2 separate regions of the Mus musculus genome follow, and region 1 is linked to region 2. A link is a loop called in an ENCODE intact Hi-C map of the cell type or tissue named here. Cell type or tissue: left cerebral cortex. All regions are shown on one strand.

Region 1 (8,000 bases), 96 kb before region 2:
CTTAGCTGTTCTTGATCTCTCTGAACCTCACAGGGCTGCTGTCCTTGTGTTCAGCAATGACTCCCTTTAATGTTAAGAAAACCCAGGACTGAGTAGACCATCGTGACTCCAAGCACTAAGGAGGCAAGTACCAGTCCCTCTGTAATATGGACATGAAAACAAGTGGTTAAACCATCATAATAGACAAGAAATGGCTGCTTTATTCTCCTTATTATCATAGTCCAATAGCTATCTCTCAGAGGAACTTGCTAAGCTCAAGATGGATCCCCTATATCCTCACATGCCCAGAACAGGAAGTCCTTACCCGCAAAGCCTGAGAATCATTTACCCCCTCATTTTCCTCTTCAAAATAATGGTAGATTGAAACAATGATCAAGAATACAAATTAGCTCAGCTGACTAGCCTGGGTATGGACAATCAGCTTATGCTTATGCCCGTGGGAGGCCTCTTCTCTTTCCAGTGGAGTCTCTAACCCACAGTGCCTACAGTCTGCAGGGAGAACATACGTAGATCTGTGTATTACTGGTTCTAGAAACAAACTAGCCAGAGGCTGACTCAGGAGCATCCTCCTATAGATTTTATCTTCTTTCATTTTTAAAGGGAAAAAAATCAAAATTAAGATCTAAAAGCGTGGATCACATACAATTTCTAAAACCAAGTCGATGAAAGGCTGGAATTGGGATGAGCATCGCCTTCTTGTACATTCTGTCACCCCCATGCCTCAGTTCTGTATGATTATAGTCTAGAAATAGGGATGTAGCTCAGTTGGTAGAGTGCTTGCTTAGAATAAAAGGGGCCCTAGGTTTCATCCACACCACTATATAAACTGGATGTGGTGACCTCTATCTGTAATCCTAGCAACTGGGGTATGGAGGCAGGAGGATAAGAAACTCATTACCCATCACCAGCTACATAAGGAGTTTGAACCCAGCTTGGGTTAAGAGAATGAATATATATATATATATATATATATATATATATGTATATATGTATATATATATGTATGTATAAATATATATACATATATATACGTATATGTATATATATATATATATATGCATCTCTTCTAGTGGCCTTGACCTTTCTACTTCAAAAATAGTCTTCAATTCTTCACTACTAAGAATTAGTGTTGCAAGGAACTTGGAACTTCACTTCGTTAAAGAAACGTGTGCTATAAACTGTGTCTGGGCAACTGGACAATAAAGCTTATCTTGCCACAACAGTTGTGGATGTCCAAAAAGTTGAATTCTATAGAACCCCATACACTGGTTTATTCCCAGGTGACAAGTGGCAGGATACATATCGAACCAATACTAGCACAAGCTGAAATTATGCACAGCTGTTTGTTTGCCAAGACTTTGCCCCGATTCACTAGCTACAGTACAGCTGCATATTCACACCCAAGCTTGCCATCTGACTTTCCATCATTGTGGGCTGCCCTGGGGCATGTATTGTAAGAGAAGAAGATGAAAACCCAGGGATGATGGATGGTGTCTAAAAGGAGGATACTCTCATTCCGAAGTGGTTCCAGCAAGCACAGAAACAGAATCTTGCCGTTCTTCTCAAAAGAAGCTAATGGCTAACCTATTTTTGCTGGATACCTATAAAGAACCTGTCACCCTGATTCCTAGCAATCTTCCTTAAAACAGCGTGTGTGCCTCACCTCTTCTCCAACAGAATCACTCAAAGTAGGTCAGAAATGTTACTTCCTTCCCCTCATTGATTTTCATTAAAAGAAGGCACTTTCTGGAGCATGAAAGGCAAAGGTAAACACACAAAGCAACTTCCAGTGACACCCTCTAGAAATTGTTGGCACAGTAAGTCTCGTTTTTCCCAAAAGCAGGAGAAAGATCTAATCACCCAGAATGTACCCTTCTTGGCTATAAAGCAGCAGTGATCTTAAACTGTAAAGTACTCAGCTACAGGACTTCAACCAGGTGAAGAACCTCCCCAAAGGAACATATTTGCTTTGCCCATTCTAATTTTCTACATCACCAACCCGCCTCTTTCCTAAGTACTTTCTTCTCTGCCTTCTTCACATCCATGTCTTGCCAGAATGTCAAGAGACCACACTGTTCTGTATTTGAAAGCTGAGAGCTTGAGAATTGGATGAAAGCATTTGTGGAGACTGGGGAGCAGAGAAATCAGGAGAGGGAGGGTGAGTATCTAGGTCTCTCAAAAGCTATAAAGCCTTAGTTTTCTAAATCCTATGGGGCAGGGCTTCCCCAGTCTCCTCCCCTTCCTGAAATTTCTTTCTCAAACCCAGGTCCTGAGACCTGGCTCTCCAAAGGGGGCGCAGCAAAGTCCTTCAGAAACCCCCAAACACCAGCACGGAGAGAAATACACCACCAGAAAGACAGAAAGCCTCTACACCCGCTCCTAGCCAGCTAGCAGGGGCGAGCAACTTCATCCCTGGGCAAAACGAACGCCCCTGTCCTCCAAACCCGAAAAAGGTGATGGTCACTCTGAGCCCAGGTCCCCGAGATCGCCCCACCCCACACCCCGCCTCAAACTCCAAGTGGGGACCCGGTGCTGCTCACCTCTTGGCACGCAGGAAGCGGGCGGCCAGAGGAGGACGAGTCTCCAGCCCAAACTGCCTGGCAGCCTGCGAGCGCCCAGCAGCAAATCCAGGCGGGGCTCCAGGGCAGCGAGAGCGCGCGGCGGGGACCCCCGGCCGGTCGCCCCCGATCCCTGCCTTTCGCCCGCCGCAGGGTGAGCAGCAGCATCCCGGCACTGAATGGACTCCGGCGAGGAGTCTGGGAAGCGAGGACCGTGCTCTTGCCTCCTCTGGGCTCAGCTCAACTGGGCTGATCTGCACGCTTACAGCTCGGCCGCTCGCAGCGCGGGCAGCCGGCGCCCGAGCTCCCGTCACGCCAGAGGGAGGGACCGTGGGACGCGGGCGCGGCGCGGGGGCGGGACGTGGGGCGGGGACGCGGGAGCCGGGAGCAGGTGGCGCGGGCTGCGGCTGAGGCCCAGCCCAGCACGCGTGGAGCGGTGGCGCTGCCAACCGCGCAGGAGCCTTGTGACAAGATTGAGGGATTCAGAGAGACCAGAGACTCCGGAGTGTCGCTCCTCTCTAGACCCCTGTCGACACCCTAGGGATATCTCTTATAAGGATCCACGCCTCAGAATGAATTTCTACAAGATTAGGGTTTGCTGAAATGGCAGAGAGGAAAGAGGCCTGAGGTTTGTAGTATTGAGCTCGGTTATCTCATCTATTTAATGAAAATGATAACAGTAGCCACCACGTGAGGTCGCCATGCGGGTTAATTAAGTTGATGTGCACAAAGCTCTTGGAAGGGTGCCTGCCTCACAGTAGATGGGAAAAAAGTGGTGGTACCAAACCTACTTCCTGCTGATTTAGGTATTATTTCATACAGATGTGTAGCTTTTGGCGAACAAACCTTTTTGCTTCTGGGAAAGCATTTATCCTGTACAAAAGCTGCAGTGGTGGTCTATTTTATGTGACCCACACGCACACACTAGGCAGTGAAGGGTGATATGTCAATGGGAGGAGCTCAAGGATCCTCTGACCCAACTGACACACTAAATATAAATGGACCTGAATATGTCTGCAGCAGCTACGTTCACTCAAATATATATACATTTCCTTTCGGTTTTCTTCCACTTACAGTTTAGGAGTAGCCAAACAGGTAGGTGGCTCTGTTATCGCTTCGGTTTTTATTTCCTTTGTTTGTTTTTTTATTCTTTAATCCACCAAGAATTTATGTGAGCCAAATTTATATTATCTTTGTCAACAATTAACCATATGTCTATGAATTAAAAACACTTTCTTTATTAAAACAAAGCCCATTTTATTCAACATAAGTAGATTAAAGTACAGATTTGCCTAAATAGCATTCTTTGTAACTCTCAATTAATAATTTCCTCTTAAAGGATTAAACAGCTTAGAGTTACTAAGTATACATTGCTTTTCTTTTGTGCAGGGTACATCAGAGGTGAACTTCAGTAACACACAACAGTCACAGAACTACATCAACAGCACCACAGCTACAGGCATACGTTCTACATAGATTTTTCTTCTTGCAAGTAAACCAGATTGCAATATTAAATGACCAAAAAATTTAAATCCTCTAAGCACAAAAATGTTAGTAAGTATGAATTCAAGTAGCGAATGTTTGAAACATAAATTTTATGTAAGCGGAATGAAATATTATAAAAGTGTTTCTATATGAACCTCGGAATGAGAACAATTCTAGAAAATGTGCGTGTGGATTATGCACTCCGGAACACGGATATTCTTGAAAACAATTTGACAGCATACTAAAATATTTTTACTCAGTCAGGGAACATGATGGAAGAGGAGACCAAACAAATATAAGAGCCAGAAGGAAGATAAAGAGGAGGGCTGCCTCAGGCTATCTCTAAGTACCACATAGCCTTCACAGTCCTGAATTCACATCAGCCACGCCCAGTGCACTGGGCTGTTAACAGGAAATCATGGGTCCCAGGGGACTGTAGCTCTCCTTCATGAACTATTGACTACTGATGAATTCTGGAGGAGGGACAGTTATTGCGTTCACTTGTGTCCCCAGAAGTGAGCCCACCAGGTGAATGTGTGAGCTACCAACCCACATTCACACAGATGTCCCTGGTTATGCTCAGGTGGTGACAAGACAGAACAAAAAAGCAAGCATTGAGTGTAGAAAGGGACCTGTCCGGGAAAACAGGAATGGGAGGAAGATAAGGGAGGGAAAAGTGGGAGGCACCACAGCACATTATAAACATATTTGAAATTGCCAAAGAATAAACTTAATTAGAGTTATCAAAGTATGAGTACGCCTTTAGCTTTTTAAATTTTTATTTAATTTTTTCATACACTATATATTGATATTTTTCCCTTCCCTAACTCCTTCCAGATCCTCCCCACCTCACTACCCACCCAACTTCATGTTCTTTCTGTCTTTCTGGTCATTTTTAATTCTAGCCATCTAAGAACTAGTGATTAAGGAGAGCAAGATTTTACATTCACTGTTGTTTAATTAAAAATTAAATAGCCTAAGTGCCCCCAAAAGGGGGATAGTTAAGTAAGTTATGCTCCTTCCTGTGGTAAAACTATACTGATATTAAAGTTGTATTTTCAGAGAATACTAAGAGACTTAAGGAAGTGCAATGATACTTTATCAATGTTTAAAACCTGGAGACTCACCTTAAGTAGCTGGTCTCCAGGTGTGGCAGGAGAGAGTAGGGTGTGCAGTTGGGGTGGGTTTATTGAAGAAGCCTGGTTAAAACAAAACCAAAGCTGTTGGCAGAGGTTTTCTAATAAACTAATAGCAAGACAGCTGTTTGCTTTCCTTTCTTCTTCTTTTTTTTTTACAGTATTTGTTTTCACATTCTCCATAATTATTGTAGTCTTATTATAGCCATTATGTATCATTTGCATTCTCTGTGTTCTTTTTTTGTCAAACAATTCAGCCATGGGAGAGGGATCAAATGCGCACATAAAAATGTCAAGACCAACACTTCATCAATGTTATTTGTAAAACAAAAAAAAAAAAGGTAAATGAAACTTAAATATCTAAAACTAAGGGAAAATGAAACAAATAATGTTATATGTAAAAGAAACTCTTTATACAAATTAAGTTTAGTGGAATTTGAGGGATGTAAATATTCATGAACCAAATAGCACCATAAACCAGAGAGCTCCACCTCACAGCATCAGAGAGACTTCATTTGGAGACTATGACATAGAGGAATAACCTAATTGCAAACACTGTATCCTCAGCCCTTTTACAGGGATAACTTATCAAAAACACATAAGCTATGAATTCATTGGTATAAATATCATGTCAAAATGACCCATTTTCCATAATATGCCAATATTCTGATTGGTTTCTGTTGCATATAGTTGTACTAATGCTGTGTAGCTGTAAAACTCAAAGAGAGAGAGAGAGAGAGAGAGAGAGAGAGAGAGAGAGAGAGAGAGAGAGGAGAGAGAGAGAAGAGAGAAGAGAGAGGAGAGAGAGGAGAGAGAGAGAGGAGAGAGAGAAAGAGGAGAGAGAGAGAGAGAAAGCGAGTGTAGAGAGAGAGGAGAGAGAGGAGAGAGAGGAGAGAGAGGAGAGAGGGGAGAGAGAGAGAGGAGAGAGAGAGAGAGAGAGAGAGAGAGAGAGAGAGAGAGAGAGAGAGAGAGAAAGCGAGTGTAATTGGTCACAGCATTTGCCAAATTTAGCTTACAACCTGTGATTGGCTGGAAAGGCAGCCAATCTCAGATAGCTGTTAAAAGAATATGCTCTTCAGTTAGATCACAGTTCCCTGTTACACTAACTTGGGTTGAAGTCAGCTGCAGGTGGAGGCACCTTCAACATAATCTCATTTGACATGTTTATGGCATTTTACCCAACTACAAAGAAAGGTACCTGACACAGGAAACACTTGGGAACTTTTTCCACTCAGTGAGGAAGACAATCATGCAAAGCAATTGTTATGTGCAGGATATTTTATGTATTAAATTTATTTATCAATATATTTTATGTATTAAAACACGGGCAGATTTCATTTAATTAAAAGGAGTGAAAAATTAGGAGGGCATATAAAGAGGGCTTCACCTGAACTCCTAATTTTGTGCAGGGGGTGCGTGCATGCGCACACTCACAAGTGTGTGTGTGTGTATGTGTGTGTGTGTGTGTGTGTGTGTGTGTGTGTGTGAGTGTGCCTACATAAAGATTAATGGTCAACTCTGGGTATGTTCCTCTGTCACTCTCCACCATGTTTTTTGAGACAAGGTCTATCACTAAACCTAGAGCTCAGGATTCATCTTGGCCAGCTCTACAAGAAATGCCTTGGATCTTCCTGTCCCTTCTCCATCTTCTTCCAGTTCCCAGACACATCCCAACATGCCCAGCTTCTATCTGGATTTTGTGAATCTAAATTCAGGTTCTTTTGCATGCACAGAAAGCACTTTACCTACTGAGCTTTCCCCCAAGCACTCGACTCTTCCCATATTATTCTTAGTTTTTGTTTAGTTTCTAAGGTCTATTTTATTTATGTGTATTATGTGCTCTATATGTGCATGCTGTGTGTGTGTGCAGATGCCCACAGAAGCCAGAAGTGGGTTTTGAATCCTGTGTAGATAAAGTTAAAGCTGGCTCTGGGCCACCCATCAACCCAACTCAGGTCCTCTGCAGGAGCATTGCTGAGTCATCTCTCCAGCCCCAGTATTTTATTTTTCAAATGAAAGATGGCTCAAAGAGGGATAGAGGAGAAAGAAAATGTATGAAGCAAATATAAAGGTAATGTTTTGTTGTATTGGGTGGCAGTTATGATAATAACTAGCATTTACTGGACATTTAGTAAATAAATACTTAGGAGTATTCTAAGATCAAGTACTTTGTTTAGTCCTGAATATCCTGTGATATAAGTCACCCTACCCTATTTTATAGATAAAGAAAGAAAACCATAGTTTTCTCAGCAGGAAACAGCGCAGGATTTCAGACACTGGCAGATTTGTTTCACTGCTTAGAGAGTTAGCTTTGTTATTCTCTGTACATTTCCATGCTTTTGAAATACCTAATAATTGAAATTACTGTGTGGAATCCATCTTAGTTAGGTTTAAAATTCCACATTAAGAATCATGAAAGAGGGGCCACCATGGCGGACAGCGGCCCCGCGGGGGGCGCGGCGTTAGCTGCCCCGGCCCCCGGGCCGGGCAGTGGCAGCACAGGGCCCCGAGTCTACTTCCAGAGTCCCCCTGGGGCCGCAGGCGAAGGCCCGGGGGGCGCTGATGACGATGGCCCGGTGAGACGGCAAGGGAAGGTCACCGTCAAGTACGACCGCAAGGAGCTACGGAAGCGCCTCAACCTGGAGGAGTGGATTTTAGAACAGCTCACGCGACTCTACGACTGCCAGGAGGAGGAGATCCCGGAGCTCGAGATAGATGTGGATGAACTTTTAGACATGGAGAGTGATGATACCCGGGCTGCTAGGGTCAAGGAGCTGTTAGTTGACTGTTACAAACCCACTGAGGCCTTCATCTCTGGCCT
Region 2 (8,000 bases):
TCAAACATAACTTTCTCCAAACTCCTGTAGAGGGGACTGGATTCAATATCACTGAGTTATACCTAATACCACTCTGATCTAATCTCTGCACCCCTGGAAGGAACTCAAGTAATTGTCTTTTAAAAATTTAGAGGCATCTTTACAGTCTAGGATATTCTACATATTGTTTATCTTCTAAAAACACTAGTAATTCCCAGGTACATATCCCTTTCAAACTCTACTTCCGTGATACAATGTTGAAGACAGAAATTCCAAGATTGAGTATAATTTTAGTGCAAAAAAATACTGCCTATCTGAGGTGACAGATATGCCATTTATGATATGACTATTACATTATCCACATACCACAGTAAATTCCACACACACACACACACACACACACACACACACACACACATATATACATATATATATATGCACACACACATATATACATACATATATATATATATACATACATATATATTTCATGCAACTATTTCGTTTCACATATGACTAAGAGCATATGGTTCTTGTCTTTCTGCGTCTTTTTATTTCACCTAACATAATGTTTTCCAGTTCCATCTATGTTGTCGCAAGTGACATTTTAATTTTTATGTTGAGTAGTATTTTTCCCACATTATCTCTCTTCACTTACTGTTCATGAAAACTTGGCTAGTTTCTGTTTTTTGGCTATCATGTGCAGCAGTACAGTAACTATGAGGGTCAATGTCACTTTGACAGGCTGATTACCTTCCCTTCCCTTTGTATCCCTGTAGTAGGACTGCTTCATCTATTCTGTTCTCTATAACACTTAATCTAATTTATATTCCTATCAACAGTGTGCAAGGGTAAGGAATACTGAAATTCTCTAACTCTTAATTTTATCAAAATGTTGTTATGGTAAAAAAGACAGGTAGGGACACATAGTCTCACTTATATCCTCTGCATCAGTCAGCCACTAGAGAGTACTTTACTTACGGTTACCACTTCAAACAACGTGCTATGATGTATAGGGCATTGTTGTATTATTAGATATGTTTCCTTCAGTTGATTAGCAATGCAATGCTAAGATGGAATGAGTTTCCTCTCAGAAGAGAGTCAAGAAAGTTTAATCAAGATCAATAATGTCATTAATAGAGAATGACACCACCTCATACAATTCTTTGGCAATGTTAAAGAAAAGAGTAAAGCATCATGCGAAAGAGGCTATGTAAAAACAAGCCAACAACAGCCAAAAACACAGCCTATCTAGTGCAGTGGAATAGAGAAAGGAAATCCACCTTATTTCAGGTAGTGCCTATGATAGCCTTTTATCTTTCTACACCAGGTTGAACCAATACAAAGAACAAAGTTCTACAAACCTTCATTTGAAATATAAATAGATACAGGGGAAAGTTAGCGATTTTCCTTACTGTTGAAGTCACTTATTTCCTTACCCAGGCTTATCAAACAGCTGTAGTACTGAGACAATGACTATAACTATAAAATATGATTGTGTGTGTGTGTGTGTGTGTGTGTGTGAGTGTGTGTATTCTTCAAGTTTCAACTGATGGCCCATTGAAATGCCACATTTCTAATCCTGTTAGTGCAATATCATTCAATTAGGTAACTGTATATTATTTGTCTTCACTACCTACTTAATATGCAGTGTAAAAAAGCATTATGCTTTGAAGTTTAATTTACTATGGTTATATTTAATACAATATAGACATTCATAAATTACTAGAGAAGTATTAAAACCCAGGTTGAGATTTGCAGAGATGGCTTAGTTGGTAAAGTGCTGGCCACAGTATAAAGTTATAAATTTTACTGTCACTATCATGTAAAATCAAAACAAAATATCAGGGAGTTAAGGGAGGGCACCTCTAATAGGTACCTATGCGTGTGAAGGAAGCAGAAAGAGGAGGAACTTTGGGCTCACTGACAAGTCAGTCTAATCAAATTAGTGAGCTCCAGGTGAGTGAGGGAGCCAGGCTAAAAACAAAACAGAGAGTGATGGAGAAACACACTTGACCTCCAGTCTTCACATGCACCCACTTGCACCCCTGGACATATGATACACACACAAGAACACTCACATGCACACACACACACACACACACACACACACACACACACACACACGTCAGCAGCAGCATCACCGTCATCATCATCAAACACAACAGTTCTATTGTCCCATGATTGATGTTTTGTGTAAAAACAAATGATCTCTAATACCTCAGAAGACAGGCAACAACTCACAATACCCTAACTAAACAAGAGCAATGGACGTTGACCATCTTTTCTAATATTTGCAGTTTGGCTTCATGTAAAGGCAGCAAGTAATTTGATTCATATACTGTCATCGTTTCTCATCAAGTTAATTAGGAAAACGTTTATAGACAGTTGCTGTGATGTAGTAAACTGGCATCTTAAACACAAGATATTGCATGGTATGATCTAGGTATGTCACTGTAGAGGAGTGGTTCTGATACTCTGATTTAATCAAGAATCTGCGAGTACTGATGCTGAAGTTCCTTGTCTCCAATTGGTTCTTGATCAATCAATAAAGATGCCAGTGGCTAATGACTGGGCAGAAAGAAAGAGGACAGATATCCAGGTTCCTGCAGGCTATGAGAGAAGAGGAGAATTGAGATACTTAGTGGGGAGAGGGACAGAACAGACTCGGAGCTGCAGGGAAGATCTTCCAAAATGTAGGTGTAAAAGGAAAGTGGCCCATGGGCTTAAGAGAAGGTAAATAGGCGACCAAGCGAAGGGCAGATTTTAAGGTGTTGAGCTAAGAGTAAAGGTAACTGGACAACCAAACTGAGAGCAGATTTAGAGGTGTTGAGCTAGGAGGAAAGATAACTGGGCAGCTAATTTGAGGGAGGATTATAGGTGTTGTGCTAGGAGTAAAGGTAAGGGAAAGATAGAGAGCCCAGACACAGAGCCAATAAGGCAGGTTACAATGATCGTGTGTGTGTGTGTGTGTGTGTGTGTGTGTGTGTGTGTGTGTGTGTCTTTCATCTGCAGATCCAAGATAGTTCCTGGGCGTGTGTGCACATGCAACCAAGTGGTAACACAAAGCAGACAGCCAAAAACTACCAGCAACATGTCACAATGTGAGCTGTCCCCTAGAATGTAGATGCTATGAAGGCAGAATTTTCATCTATCTTGAGTGTAACCATAGTCTCTGTGTCTAAAATAATGCTCAGCACTAAGGAGGTTCTCAGGAATATCTGCTAAATAGAATGAGTGAGTACACATATCATAAACGTGTGAGCTCCTAAAAGCGGTGAAGGCACCCACTTCCTTCTCTTCTGCTGCACATGAAACGGACTGAAAGAAATGAGCAGCAATCTGCAACACATCTTTGCCTTATTTGGATTCAGAGCACAAGACCTACTCTTAGGGTTTTATTATTGAGTTTGGGCCTGAGTTCTTTTCTGTTCTATACATATCACTAGCAATTCAAGCCTCCATAATTCCATCTACTGGTAATGCTACTACTCTGAAAAAGATCTCACTGAACAATGGAGACACCTGCTGGTTAAATGATATGCTTTAAAATGTCACATCTAATCAACAAGAATTAACCAGCAGATGTGACATACTGTTAAAACTGACCTTCCTTTTGAAAAATAGTAAATGACAGCATTTATTTTCTTTCTTAATATGGTGATACTCAAAAAAAAAAAAACAAAAAAGACTGTGTTCTGCAACAATATGAACTAACCAGTACCCCGCCTGTCTCTAGCTGCATATATATCAGAAGATGGCCTGGTCGGCCATCACTGGAAAGAGAGGCCCATTGGTCGTGCAGACTTTATATGCCTCAGTACAGGGGAACGCCAGGGCCAAGAGGTGGGAGTGGGTGGGTGGGGGAGTGGGTGTGGGAGGGTGTGGGGGACTTTTGGGATAGCATTGGAAATGTAAATGAAATACATACCCAATAATAAAAAAATAATAAATAATAAATAAATAAATAAAGACTGTGTTCTGCAGACAGGTACTACTGCAAAAAATGTTTAGTTTTTTTCTAATTCTTTAGTTAAAGACAATTTTTTTAACTATCCAATAAGTTGAAATATTGTGTCATATGCTGGCAAATTAAAGCTCTCACATGATAGAGGTGGGTGATATATCTTCTTGGCTCTGTCAGGGCATGTGCTCAGCTCTAGTCTTACGAATACTGTTCTTTAAACTGATAAGAACAGATACCACACTTGATCTTAGACAAAAGGCTGAGAAGTGATATAGTGCCTTTAAAAAGAAGGAAGTTCTGCAACATCTAACAACATGGATAAACTTTGCATATATGATGCAAAATGAAGTTAGTCAGCCACAGAAACAAATACATTATTGTACTTAAATAAAGTGTCTAAAATAGTCAAACTTGTAGAATCAAAGATTCATAAAATCAAAGAGCAATATTGTAGTCACAAGGGATTGAGGGAAAGAGGAAATGGGAATTACTTATTAATGGGCATAAAATCTTAAGATAGATAACTAAGGTCCAGAAACATTCTGTACAGGATTGAACACATACAGTGTGTGTGTGTGTGAAAGAGAGAGAGAGAGAGAGCGCTCATACATTAATACTAAATTAAGTGCTTCATGGTTATACTAAGTCATATTAAGTCATAGGGCTTCATACATTCATACTAAAAGAATTTAGCAAGATGGTTGATCTTATGTTCTTTCCAAAGGCAAATAAATTTTAAAGTCAGGTAATATCTGAACAGGACTTGATCTATCACTTGCATGAGGTGTGCCATTGTTATTTTGTGCTATATAGGAAAGTAACTTTCTATAAATATGTTTTTATTGCACTATTACGGACAAACATCTTCCATCTCCCAGCCCCTTTTGTGATATTTGTGCTCATTTTTCTAGGCTCTGCTTCAATCCTTTCTCAGCAAGGCCTGATGTTCTCTGTGTACAGTATAATTTCATACTATCCCTGCTTTACTCCTCACTGGATAGAAGTGTATGAAACCTTAGACCTCCATTCCCATGACAACTGAAATTTTCCAGTTGTTGAACAACTGGAACATGTTTCAACAATTTTCTTTCTTAATAACCCAATCACTCTCAGCATCATCTACTGCAAAAGAAAAGGAACTGAAAAGGGCAAAGGGAGGTTTTTTTTTCCCCCAGGTTAAAGAATTAGAGTATAGAAATGAGACAGAGACACAAAAAAGGATTTGGAGAAAAAGGGTTTTGGGCTGGAATTCATTTACAGCCCAGAGGAAAGCCTTCCTGGAGAATCTGAGCCAGAGTGAGGTGGGGGCTGCACAGAGCAAACTGCTCATTGCTGCACAAGCATTAGGGTCCCCATCAGTTCCCCCAAAGCTTTGGGATGCCAACAGCATAGTAACAGGATTCATACACTGTACAGAAAGAAAAATTACAGAGGATTTTCCTTTTACTTTGAAAAATATCTTTTGTCTGTAACATACCATCTACTTCCATGTTTGAATACATAGTAAAGAACATGAAACAGAATCCACACCTTCGTAGTCCAGATACTTTTATATTAATGACTTAACTTTTAAAAAGAGAAAGTTAACGTATATGGGGACCTGTGCCTGTAACACTAGCATTCAGGAGACTGAGGCAAGAGGATCCTGACTTCAACAACAGTCTCAGCTCTGAGGAAGAGCAGGTCTCAAAATCAAGTGGAGTGGGGGTGGCGACAGCGGTGAAGAGAAGAGAAAACAGTAAGGGAGGAAACGCCATCAGCACTGAATCCACAATGACGTTCATGAATCTTATCCAACACAGGGAACACAGGAAATCACACAGAGCAAAAGCCATTAGTAAGCTGTAAATGTTTTTATGCCATAATTTCTGCTTGGGACGGCAATATTTCTCATCTTTATTTTTTCTATAAGACACCTAAACCCTACTTAAATTCAAGTATATTTAAAATCTTATGCATAATCTCACTGCACTCTGACTAAGAAGAAAAGTAGGTGTAACTACAGACAGGTATTCTGGAATTCAAATCACATTCTAGAAAATCTTTATAATAATTATTCAGGTTAAAAGTCTAGAGGTATTACTGTAATGCTAGATTTACATTTTAAATATCATTATTATGACTTATCATGTTTTGTTATGCTTCCTTAGTCAAAACTCCCAATCCAAGGCAGTTGGTAAAAACTAGAATTTGTCTTCCCAATATCAGGTGATGTTGAGTCCTGCACGGTCCTGCATGGAAGAGACAGTGTGACATGTTTTCTCGACCCTGGAGCAGATCCAGGAGGGTGTGGGTCTCCATGAGTGTTGAGGATTGTTGGGCACGAGGCTTGTTTGTATAAAAATATGTAGATATATTAGTTCATGTTTCTCCTTCAGGAAATAGTCTCCCAGCCAAAGTTATTGGGAAAAATTTTCCCTGACATGATTAAAGGGGAATGTCCTCTCTACCAAGGTTAATGACTCCATAATAATCAGAAACAGCACGAGTCTGAGAGGTGAGGGTAGGTCTATGTCCTTAGCCAAAAAAAAAAAAGTAAACATGTGACCTTCAGGACAGTCCTTCAGGCTATGGGAATGAACTCTGAAAACATGAGTTCAAAAATATATAATTTATCGACTGTGCAAAATATAAGGATGCAATATGAATCATAGGAAGGGCTTCATGGACCTTAAAGAACCGAGGCAGCTGCACTACGTGCCAGCTCTTCAGAAAGTTAAAAAGAGCCGGCAGATACAAAGGTGGGCGGATTCCTGAGTTCAAGGTCGGTCAGGGGCTCAGTGAATTTAGGTCCAGGCAGGGTCAGAATGGTAATCTCTGGATGGGATGCCACCCAGATAAGTTTATTGTCTGTGCTTACAAAGGTAAGCAGTTCTCTGAATTCATTTGCAATGTTTAAAAAAAAATGCGCTTGTTGTCATTTTTTTTTCCCTCAACCCGGGGCCCTGTTCCTCCACCACCACTGCATTTTTTTTTCCAATCAGTGGGCTGGGGACAAGGAATGTTGATTTGTGGGCTAGTCAAAATGGAGGCAGAAGTAAATAACTAAACTGATATGTAAATAAAAGACTGGGCTTTGGTCTTTGAGAGCTGAGCTATCTCAATGAGCTGTCTGGAGATCTACAGAGAAAATTGTCTTAAACAATAATCTTTCCTCGCCTTTCTGTTTTCCAGACAGAAATAAATTTTTTTCTCTACTTTATTTGAAATAAAAAATAAGACCCCTATCTGAAGGATCCCATTTCAAGGGCCATAAAAAAATAATGCCATACACCAGCTACTCTGATTATTCTTATTCTTAAATTGCATTTATTCCTAAGATAGGCAGGGAATTTCACACTGAGCATAGTTGCTTACGGCTGAGGGCATTTGGTTCTTGGGAAGTAGTCAGCCCCACACTTTGAAGCACAGGCTCAAGTATCTAATCATAGCTGGCTGCTGTTGGGGAAGTTTTGTGAGGCTAGGGGTTGTCACAAGAAAACATGCAGAAATTTTCCACCCACAGCGAAAATTAACAGTCTCCTATGGGAAGTTATAAAGCACAACTAGACTAGCCTGATCATACTGAGTCTGCTCCACACTCCCCCGTGCAGAACAGACTGTCCTTTAAGCATTCCAAGCGAGAATCCTGGGGTGATCACTGTTGCCCATGTGCCTTCTGACTGAGCTTTAGTGCTGTTCCATGTTACATCTTCCAGTAGCTCCAAAATTGTTCTCTGAGGAGCAAGTGTCTTTTTTTGGTTTTTCGAGACAGGGTTTCTCTTTATAGCTCTGGCTGTCCTATAGCTCACTCTGTAGACCAGGCTGGCCTCGAACTCAGAAATCCGCCTACCTCTGCCTTCCAAGTGCTGGGATTAAAGGCGTGCACCTCCACGCCCGGCTGAGGAGCAAGCGTCTTGTTCCTGGACTTTTCTGCGGTGGTCTAGTGATATGCCCAGCAGGGACTATGGCAGAGTCCAACCCTTTTCAGCCAGAGCTACACAGCGAAGGTTAGTAGCCTTCAATACATTGAGCATTGTTGTATTACCAAGTGTTGGGCAACAAAAGGTCTTTC

The links. Peaks named below come from ENCODE experiments on the same cell type or tissue, not always from the same donor. Only the 100,000 strongest peaks of a DNase experiment are listed, where the experiment ranks them.
Region 1: it touches region 2 in a loop (4-fold over the local background); 11 of 42 quality-filtered maps call a loop at or near these places.

Annotation. Positions count from the first base shown.
Region 1 is chr5:9,260,997-9,268,996 of GRCm38, reverse strand. It overlaps Elapor2 (endosome-lysosome associated apoptosis and autophagy regulator family member 2), which reads right to left and starts at 2,879. Exons shown (of 22, transcript NM_172706.4): 1 at 2,541-2,879. The coding sequence starts at 2,726. It also overlaps the pseudogene Gm7332. In left cerebral cortex, a CTCF peak has its summit at 2,282; DNase peaks (open chromatin) are centred at 1,451, 2,193 and 3,002; H3K4me3 peaks cover 2,249 bases; H3K27ac peaks cover 1,833 bases.
Region 2 is chr5:9,165,280-9,173,279 of GRCm38, reverse strand. It overlaps the pseudogene Gm24666. Among named protein-coding and RNA genes, the nearest start is that of Dmtf1, 7.5 kb to the right of the region's middle. In left cerebral cortex, a CTCF peak has its summit at 3,504 (motif pointing left); DNase peaks (open chromatin) are centred at 3,454 and 7,581.